Regions from separate parts of the Homo sapiens genome. Here region 1 is linked to region 2. The links are chromatin contacts, found by Hi-C in ENCODE. All regions are on one chromosome and are shown on one strand. The core of a region is the stretch at or near the end of the contact, and the rest is flanking DNA. Distances in the headings are between cores, read along the strand shown.

Region 1 (4,918 bases), core at 186-2,685, 130 kb before region 2:
CATTGTTGAAAGACAAAAACATCCTCATAGGTGGGAATTGAACAATGAGAACACATGGACACAGGAAGGGGAACATCACACACTGGGGCCTGTTGTGGGGTAGGTGGATGGGGGATGGATAGCATTAGGAGATATACCTAATGTTAAATGATGAGTTAATGGGTGCAGCACACCAACATGGCACATGTATACATATGTAACAAACCTGCACATTATGCACATGTACCCTGAAACTTAAAGTATAATTTTTTAAAAAAAGCAGTAAAAATAGAGGTTGTTTAAACAAAAATCTTTGTTTTCTATAAAAGAGGGAAATAATATAAAGAAAAAGGCATTTTTTTTGTACATAGACATTTTTCTAGCTGGAGACAACCGTAAAATCACCAAGATAATGTTATTGTATAGATGTACAAGTGGAGAGCAAGAGAAGATTTACATATCTAAGCCCACAGAGCTTATTAGGTGTAATAACTTAAGTTTCCTTTTCCGAGCCCAGGGGGTGAACCTAGATGATCCTCTTTCCAAGAAATAGTTATTGATTTTTTACACACAAAGGCATGGTGCTACACAATGAGAGTACATTTTCCATTCAGGCCACAGAAGAAGTGAGTCTCTCATTGGATAATATTTATAATTCTTTTCTTATTTCCACTGCTTGAGCAATATACTGATCATGACAGAGACAAATGCAATCTGTAAAAGACACATAAGTGCAGTGAAAAGCCTTGCAGTTCAGAGAGAAAGAGATTGATCAACAACTGCAGAGGCTATTGTTGGAAACTAAAGCATATTGTGGAATTCAATTAAGGGTTTTTGTTAATTAAAGATTGTTGCTGAAGCAAGTGAATAAACGAATACCAAAATATACTAAATAAGAGCACTAAAGAAAAAATGTCACATTCTCATCCACATGCTGAAGACTACGAACAGACAAAAATAAAATTTTGGGAATTTGAAAGACAAATTAACAGGGTTAGCCTGGAAGAAAATAATTCTTGCATAAATGTAATTACACATTTATTATCGAGTTAGGAAAAAAAAATATCAAAATGTGCTTGTCTTAATTTAGGGTTATCAAAAATGGACAGAAAAAAGAACTTGCATACATACAGATGTTTTTTGGGGAGATGATCTATGGAATAACAGATTTTAGAGCATGAGACAGGAAAAGAGGAAAAGCTAACTTAAGGTCTATTATTGTTATGTCATCTGTAGGCAGCATGAGACTTCTGACAATCATAGAGGATGCTTTTTAGATTGTTCACCTAAAAAGCTAATGCCTTTTCCCACTGTCTGCAGTAACTGTTAGTTAAAGGTTGCCTTGAGGATGATAAGCCCCTGCCCTTCCAGATGAAATTGCCACTGAAGAAGACCTGGCAACAGAATGCAGAAAGTTGGGCGGAGTTGACACTAGGTGAGTCATTGGCAGCAGGAAATGAGTCTGAGCTCCTCATAACAGTTCACAACAGCTGTGGCTGCATCTGAGGTGGGCTGAGGGGGCATGTCATAGGCACCAGAGGTATCTACTACAGCACTGTATTTCCTATATAATTTGTTGTAAACAATTTTTATTCAAGACACTCTTCTTTTTTATGCCTATAATTAAGAGAATGTACCCATCCAGGCTGTAGGTTCATTCCTATCTACCTATAAGTGGGTCCCATTTACACTTCATAAGAGGGTCTAATGGTCAGCCATGCCAAAGTCAGAAAAGCAGTTATCCCCTGCCATTTACTCCCTCATCTGCCTGATTATTTAATGCTTTCTGAATGCTTCCTGATTGATTCAATTTGTATTTTGCTTCATGTTGCACTTCTTCCACGTTTCCAACTATTTATTCCATGTGCTGATGGAGATGACTTATTCATGAGTCACACAATGATCATTTGATTATTTGTTTAAATTGTAATACTGAGCAAGACAATTTCAGTGATCATTTGCTTTAAAAATAAAAAGTATTCTAGCATATTATTAATGAACTTTTAGATAATGATAGTAAAAGGAAAAATGCATTTTATAATAAAGAGATAATGAGTTAGTTTTTGAATATGCTGTTAAACAGATAGCAGAAAAAATTAATATGCAAAATAAAACTATCTATAAAACTAGAGATCTAGATTTGGGAATTATTGATATTAGATGACTAGAAGATGAATTCCCATATGTAAAACTGAGAAATAAAACAGATGAAAATAGATTTCTTGCATGTGCATACAGAAGGCAGAAGAAGAGTAAGAGAGACAGGAAATAGGGTCAAGATTTTTTTTTTAATTTGCATGTATGTTTTAGGAAGAAGAGAAAAGAAAGATTTAATTAAAGTGTTGAGTATTAGTTGTAAATTTGAAATCAAGAAGTGACAAAGAACTCTATATTTAGTGATATGCCATTTTTCCTCTCATGAGTGCTTTTGGTGAACTGATGGCAAAGGTTTATTTGCTGCAGAAGGGCTAGAAAGGGAGTACAATCTGAGGACATGGTGAGAAGCCTGAAACTGAAACCCATAATTTTGAGTGTCTCCTATTATCATGAGTAGATTTTTAATTTAGCACAGTTTCATTTTCATAGAATTTTAAAGAACTTCTCTAGTGAGAAAGAAACAATGGGGACAGAGAAATTGAATCCATTACAGGAAGGCAATCATTGACACATAAATTGATGGAGGAGTTAATCACATAAAAGTAGCCATACAATGTTCCCTTTTCAAAAAGGTGTGAGACAGATACAGTGAAAATACAAACTATCCATAAATCAACTGAGGGGAAGCTGTAGATATGATTGATGATCCTAGTACTCACAGGTAGAACATAAAAAGCATAAGTTCATTTGTCAGGGGGAGGTGGTGTTTTGGTACTTGAGAAGAGTAAAATTAATAATGAAACTGTAAATGATAGTACATATTTATGAGATAACAGTAAGGTTCTGTTTATATGCCTGGTAGTAGACAAAAGGTTTAGGATTTCTGTGGATTATGAGTGTCTCAGAAAGTCAGGATTGGGTGCTAACCATTGCTTTGCCACTAGCTGAATAACCAACAAGTCACTTAACATCTCCCCATCTTAATGTACCTTTTTCTAATTTTTTTTTGATGCTGACAAAAAAGCTTTGTAGAAGCAAAAGTGATAATAATATGATGAAAATGAAAAGTGATGAATCCAATAAGATTTACAGAGGAATTAACCCTTGACAGCTGTGTGGGATGGCCTGTGAAATATAAACACCTACACACCAGGAAGGCCTGTCTCCCTTGAGACAAAAGAGTGGACAGAGAAGAGAGTCTTAATGGTCATAGTGGCAGGAAGCAGACAAATGCCTAGGCAGATATGGGCAGGTCTGCAATGAAACCCCACCACCTTCAAGCCAAAAACAGCCAGAAGGCTGAAACACCCAAGTGTTCATTCTGGATGAAAAATGTGACACAGAGTGAGAACTTCTTTTCCTGTTTTCTTGCCCTTTCCTGGTTGGTTCTTTCTGAATAATGCTTGATGAATCAAATGTTTCCTTTTCCCATATTACCTACAGCCCGCCCCTCCCCCATCCTGTGCCTATAAAAACCCCAGATTCAGCCACCCTGGGGGAGAAACCACCCAAGCATGGGAGTGGGGGACCATCCATTTCCCCTCTGCTGAAAGTTATTCTGTCAATCAATACAATTATTCTCTACCCTCCTGACTCTTTGAGTCAGAATATCCTCATTTTTCTTGGACATGAGACAAGAGCTTGGGACACACTGAATATGTGTATAGAAAAGGCTATAACATCGTGGCCCTCTGCCCTCTGCTGGAGGAGGGCAGACACACCATGTGACAGAAACACTGGCAGGGTTTTGCCTGCCTTGATGCCTTGGGCCGAGGTGCAGCAAGGGAGCATCTGGCCAGGTGTTTCTGGCTGGCAAAAGTGATGGAGAAGAATCCTGTGTCATTTTCTGGGGGATCATCTGGGATCCCTGAAGGGTGAGTAAATGTGGAACTACACTCTTCATTGTTTTCTAAGGCTTCTTGTCCTCAGACTTTTTACTAAAGACATATGAAGGACCAAATCTCTGATTAGCTAGTTAAGAGTGAATAGCACTACTACAGAGGACAGGATGCAGGAGAGGACACTGCCACCACCACCCTCTTGGCTCTCAGGGGTTGGGAATGTCAGTTTCAGTATAATCTAGTCTTTTTTATGGCATTTTCCTTCTTTATTTTAGGGCGTCATGGCACCTATCTTTTCTTTGACAATGTTGGGGTGTTGTTGCAAACTAGAGACATAACTGGATAGTTATATTTCTATAACTATCCAGTTATAGTCATCAAAATATGTAATTCAGAACAGTCATCAACAATTTAATTCAGAATAGTGCAGTTTTCATCTATTCTCAGAAGCAGGGAGGAGTCAGTGATTACAAGTTGTTTGTTTTTTTTTTTCCCTGTTGAAGGAACCAATTTGCATGAGAGCAAGAGACTTTTTCCCCAGGCATCTTCCCCTCCCTGCATTAAAAGAAGTTTTTACTTCTTTTCTCCACCATGCTAGGAGTTAACACAGCCCTGTGAATACAGAAAACTTTTCTACGTTTCTTTTTTTTTTTTTCTGGAAGACATGTTCCTAGGTCAGGTCCCAAATTCTAAGGGACTCCCTGTTCTCTCCCTTGTTTGAGGAGGATTCAGTTCCACAGTTTTCACCTTAGCTTTTGGCTTATGGTAAGAAAGCAGTGAAAGAGCAGCCCTCCTGGCTGTTGACTGCAGTCTGGCAAGGGCCACCTGGGACTTATCTTAATGAGTCCATGTACCCTCCTGAGGTTTTTTTTTTTTGTCCCAAACTCAATCCCAAGCTTCCAGTTGAAGCCCTAGAAAGGAAAACTGGATTTGAGGGATCCAGAGGCAGATGACAACAGAAGTCAAGGGGCACAGTACACGTGAGTATGACTAATTCCAGC
Region 2 (5,135 bases), core at 378-2,877:
AATGAAGAACAAGTGGATATATTTTCACATGAATCCAGTTTTGTAAGTGGCTTATTAGGAAAGTGAGGTGGGAAAAGCAGTGGGAACGCGGAGGGCTATATCCTTTCTCTAGCTTGGCTGCTAACTCATTATTTATCTCAACAGGGTTACATCTCTCTAAGCCATAATTTATTTCTCTATAAATCTATGAGTTGGGAGTAACAAGCTGGTTTTCCCCAGGTATTAACAGAGCTACTTCCAGGGTTCACCACAATTGTAACTTGGTTTCACTTCTGATTTTACATTTAACTTTAAAAAAGAAAACTGAAAATTTTCACGTGTGGATGCTTTATTCATCAACTTTTCATACTTTGTGTTTGTTGTGGAGTGAATGCTGGATTAATCCCTTTTTTGAGTGTAACAGATAGTCTCCTCTGCATTTTTTGCTTAATTAAAATTGCCACTCTACTATGGACTCAATTATGTCCACTAAAAATGTATATGTTGATGCTGTAATCCCCAAATGTGATAGTATTCAGAGATAGAGCCTTTGGTAGATGAGGTTGTAAGGGTGGGGCCCTAATGATGAGATTGTTGCCCTTATAAGAAGAGACACCAGAGAGCTTGATCACTGTCTCCACCATGTAAGGACAATGAAAAGGCAGCCAGATAGAATCCAGGAAGAGAATCTGATCCTGCTGGGCTTCTAACCTCCAGAGTTCATCTTGGACTTCTAACCTCCAGAACTGTGAGAAATGAAATTATTGTTGTTTAAACTACCCAGTCTATGGTATTTGATATAGCAGCCTGAGCTGCCTAAGACATCTTTTTCTGACTGTAACAGAATAAAATCTTTTCTGCATCCTTTGCTTCATTAAACATTTTTAATATATAGATTTTTAAATTTATGAGAGTTTTATGGATATTAGGCAACCAAAACAAAGCGACAAACTCATTAGGATGTTACAGGCTTTATAAGACCCCATGAATTCCCTCCCCCATCTCAAAGTCACTTATTTATTAAAATGACCTTAATTTTCCATATGATTTTTGTTAAATACATACTACCAGTTTCATTGTGTGTATTTTTTATTGTATTAAAAAGTTCCTTCGCCTATTCTGTATGTCCACATATAAAATAGCCTGTGACAAAAATATTCTACACTGAGAATGTGAAACTTGAGAAAAGGAAAATAGCTGAGAGCAGTCTGAGATCTGCAAAGTATGCAGACCCAGAGAGACGTGGGTATGGGATTCAGTCATGCTCACACCCCACACCCATGCCTAGGGGAAATTGTTTAAAGTCATTTTGTTCCTGACTGCCTCACTCAATACCTTCATGTTCTTAGAATTTATGATACAAAGAACAATGCTGAGCCAATCAATGGCTTATATTATTTTAATGTAAATCCTCGGTAAAAACCTCAGGAACTGACTCTTTCTTTCCCTTTAAAATCCACTTGTTACTGTTGCTAATCAGAGTGTATATTCAGGACAAATAGAATCTATGCTCTTGGGCTGCAGCCCTCAAACTTGGCCCAAGTAAACTCTGCTTAGTAATAGATTAATTTTAGCTCAGCAGGTTCCTTTGAGATAGGCATATCTGGCATCGTCAGCAGGATTCAGAGTGACTCATTCTCACCACCAGGTGCGGTGTTTCTGCCTGAAAGCAGTGCTTGATACCAGCACGAACTCTGCATCTTCAGAAGTCCCACTGGGTGTTCTGGGTAAGTTCTCCAGAATTAGGACCTCCCACTCCTTGGTTGAAATATAGACTTTATTTGGCTGTTTTTCAAACTGTCTCTTTTCTTTAAGAGAGGGCTTTGGTCTCTGTCTTTGGACACAAGCTCCAAGTAAAGAGCTCTGTAGAAAATGTCTTTTTGCTGCTGTGTCTCACAGGAGAGGTTCAGATCAAGGTTCTTCCACCTCTGCCTCAGGACTGGAGGCTTAGGTCAAGGTTTTTCTGCCTCTGTCTCACAGCAGAGGTTCAGGTCAAAGGATTGGCAGTTAGACACGGATGGTTTTGTTTTATATGGCCTACTTTTAAGATTAAAACTGTTTCTTCTGCTTAAAAATTCAGACCTATCCTTTTATTTGAGACCAATTCCTGTTAGTTTCTAACCGAAAAGTGTTCCCTCTTTTTGCTCTTCCAAACAGGTACACTATGAAAGTCTGGTCCTCATACACTGAGCACACTATTGCTCCCTGGAAGTTAGAGACAGTCTGAGATAAGTTACACTTTCACCCTAAATACATTCCCAGGCTTGACACTTTTGAAAAGTTCCTAAATTATGGGAAGTCAAGCATCAAAATTAGAGTATTCCTTTTAGAAACACCAGCTGGATTTATGTATAACACTCGTGGGGTATCCTCTTGTAAAGGCCTAGGAAAGTGGACCCACCTAACCTGGTGATACAGAAGGCAGAAATTATTTAGGCAGATAGTGAGGGCAACAGAGTTCTTGGCAGAGCTTCCCTTCTAACAAAAAGCAGCCCCCCAAATCATTGCTTTTCTAACAAAGAGCAGCCTGAAAAATAGAGCTGCAAACATAGATAATCAAGCAGGAAGCTTGCACGGGCGAATGCTGGCAGAGGCACCAATAGAAAAGGGCCACCTGGGGGCCAGGCATGTCCAACACGGAGGCTCCATCTTCCCTTTTCTTGTTACCATGTGTAGAGTAAAGAAACGGGCAACATGGCACAGCTCAGGCAGAAGACCCGCCTGCATAATAAAAGATTATGGTAGGGGTGGCCAGAAATTCATACCCTATGCACACGGCACATCTAGTCCCAACCAGTTTTTCATGACCTATGCAAGTGGCACACCTGGTCCAACCAATGTTTCACACCCTGTGTAAATCAAACACTGCCTCCTCACCAGGCATCTATAAAACCCCTTGCATTTCACCATGGATCCGGCAACCCATTTTTCTGGACCCCTGTCTGCAACAGAGAGCTCTTCTCTTTCTTTTGCCTATTAAACTTCCACTCTCAACCTGACACTTTATGCATCTGCATCCTAGATTTCTGTGTCTGTGAGACAACAGATCTTGGGTGTTACTCCACAATGAGGCCATTTCACTGGGACGATCATAAACAGCAGTAACCAAAATAAGAATCCTTTGCTATGTTGAAAATAATTCTTTGTGCACACAATTGGAAAAAAAAGCTGGTTTTTGCACCACACAAACTGAATCAGAGTAGTTTGTTTGTCTTGAATTAAATCTGGTAATAAGAAATTTAAAAAGATTCTTTCTTAGAGCTCTATGGTCAGAAGTCAGCTTAACTAAAAGCTGACATTTAGGCTATAATTTTAAAAATAAGAATAAAAGGGGCTTTCTGCATTTTCTTCTTTTGGATCCTGTTTTGGGGGATTTTTTTCCGTTGACTGAAACTCTTTTTAAATGTGTTTGATCCCTCTGGTTACTTCCTATCTTGTTGGCATAATTTTTGCTGAGAAAAATGTAAAACATCATTTGCCTTTTAGAAAGCTTAACATGCCCCCAAATTGGCTCTTATAAGACTTATTCTTTTGTTTCTTTTCACTTCTGATCCTTTTTTCACTATTTTTGATACCACAAATAATAGTAGTAATAATAATAATAAAATAATATAGTATATCTCTAGAGGAGATATATTGTATTATTGTCTTTCAAAATTGTATGATATTCCTAAAATTATGATGTGTTAACATATGTTGTCAGACACAAATATGGTTATTATGTTACACTGTCATTCGCCACAGAATTTCCTTGTCAATTGTGTTTTTAACCATGGTTAGTCTAAGTCTTTTGTCATTCATAGAAAATTATTGTTTTACTTGGATTCTTCTCAGAAAGTGGTTTACAATTGACAACAGTCCAAAATTTGCTTTTTTTTTTTTTAAGACAATTCATGAGAATGAACCCTGACAAGTACTCTTGAATACAGGTTTCTAATAACTTTGGAGATTGTATTATTAGACTAAGTAAAGACTTTAAGAACTCCCATAAACTGATGTGTTCATGAAGATTTCTAACTCAACATCAAGCAGAATGAGAATTTATTATGTGGGACTGAACTGATAGAAAAAGAAGACTGAAATGCTTTTTAGGACTTTGTGTTTAAAACATTGCTGATTCTTTTTATATTTGTTTTGCAGAGTAAATGAAACTTTTTTGAGCTGTTTATAGCTTACAGAATTGGGTGAAATATAACATTTGTGAACAACATTCTCTATACCTTATTTCTCCAAAATTTAAAATCCATTTATTAATAATCTTATTTTATGGTAACCATAAAATAAGATACACTGATTATTATACTAAGGCTATGACCAAAATGGCATATTTTTGGATATTATCAGACTGCTTTAAAAAATTAAGATTGACTTTATAGAGTCAATAAAAAGTCCTCAGAGAGATTGACCTGGTACTTTGTCTACATAGTTCCTTTCAAAAATTCTGACCTTGCAGTAAGTAAAGAATGTCAATATCCAACAGGCCCAGGAAACTCAAGATATCTTGGGGACCTTGAGAAGGGAGAAGTTTATTCAATTTGTACAGGTATTACAGGCACATTCTAATTGTGAATCTTTGACTTGGCTTCCTAGCCTGGAGACTTATAAAAGCCTAATCTGAAATTCCTTAAGAAAGTTTCAGCAAAGCCAATTTAAAAGAGCCTATATGGTAATCGCTATTCTTGTTGTGTTTTTTGAAAATAATCAGGCTCAGTACAACACTAAAACTTATTTTGGAAGTAAATTGGTCCTACTAAGATTTGTCTTAGGTGTAAATGGGAAACTGGAGAGAGAAAAATTATGGTTCAGAGAAAAATTATAGCATACCTGTTATTAGATTCCAGCCCTGACCACTGTTTTTGAGTTTTTGTCATTTTCCAATAATTTGGACTGAATCCCCAATGAAACAGGTTTTTTACTATGTATTTATCAGTTTTTCTTCTTCTGAGAAAACCAAAAGCATGAAATTCTGAAGACTGGAGATGACTTAACAAGAAATGACAGTTATAGAAATCAATGACTTGACTGAGGATTATCCAAGAATGAGCCTTCCCAGTGCCAAGGGATGAAGGCCTAAGAGATTGATCATCACTGCTTCCATGGGAAGATTTTTTATAAACAGGAGAAATGAGGAAAGGAAAATAGCTCCGAGCAGTCTG

Evidence for each region. Hi-C counts contacts between places; a loop is a spot of excess contacts on that map. Pooled maps may share reads with other maps.
Region 1: a loop to region 2 is called in a map with no recorded cell type, with 6 times the contacts of the local background. The contact joins two enhancer-like sites. A Hi-C loop is called at or near these places in 23 of 37 single-sample maps with no recorded cell type and 6 of 50 pooled maps.

The regions. Positions count from the first base shown.
Region 1 is chr2:13,649,633-13,654,550 of GRCh38, reverse strand. The region is part of intron 2 of LOC105373438 (a long non-coding RNA gene); the gene reads right to left. Among named protein-coding and RNA genes, the nearest start is that of LINC00276, 750 kb to the left of the region's middle. Within about 2 kb of position 1,435, at least 2 of the 41 ENCODE cell types and tissues checked have a DNase peak (open chromatin) inside an H3K27ac peak, as active enhancers do.
Region 2 is chr2:13,519,848-13,524,982 of GRCh38, reverse strand. LOC105373485 (a long non-coding RNA gene) reads left to right here. Exons shown (of 2, transcript XR_922814.3): 2 at 1,628-5,135. Among named protein-coding and RNA genes, the nearest start is that of MIR3125, 790 kb to the right of the region's middle. RefSeq lists enhancers at 1,452-1,821, 1,201-2,400. Within about 2 kb of position 1,627, at least 3 of the 41 ENCODE cell types and tissues checked have a DNase peak (open chromatin) inside an H3K27ac peak, as active enhancers do.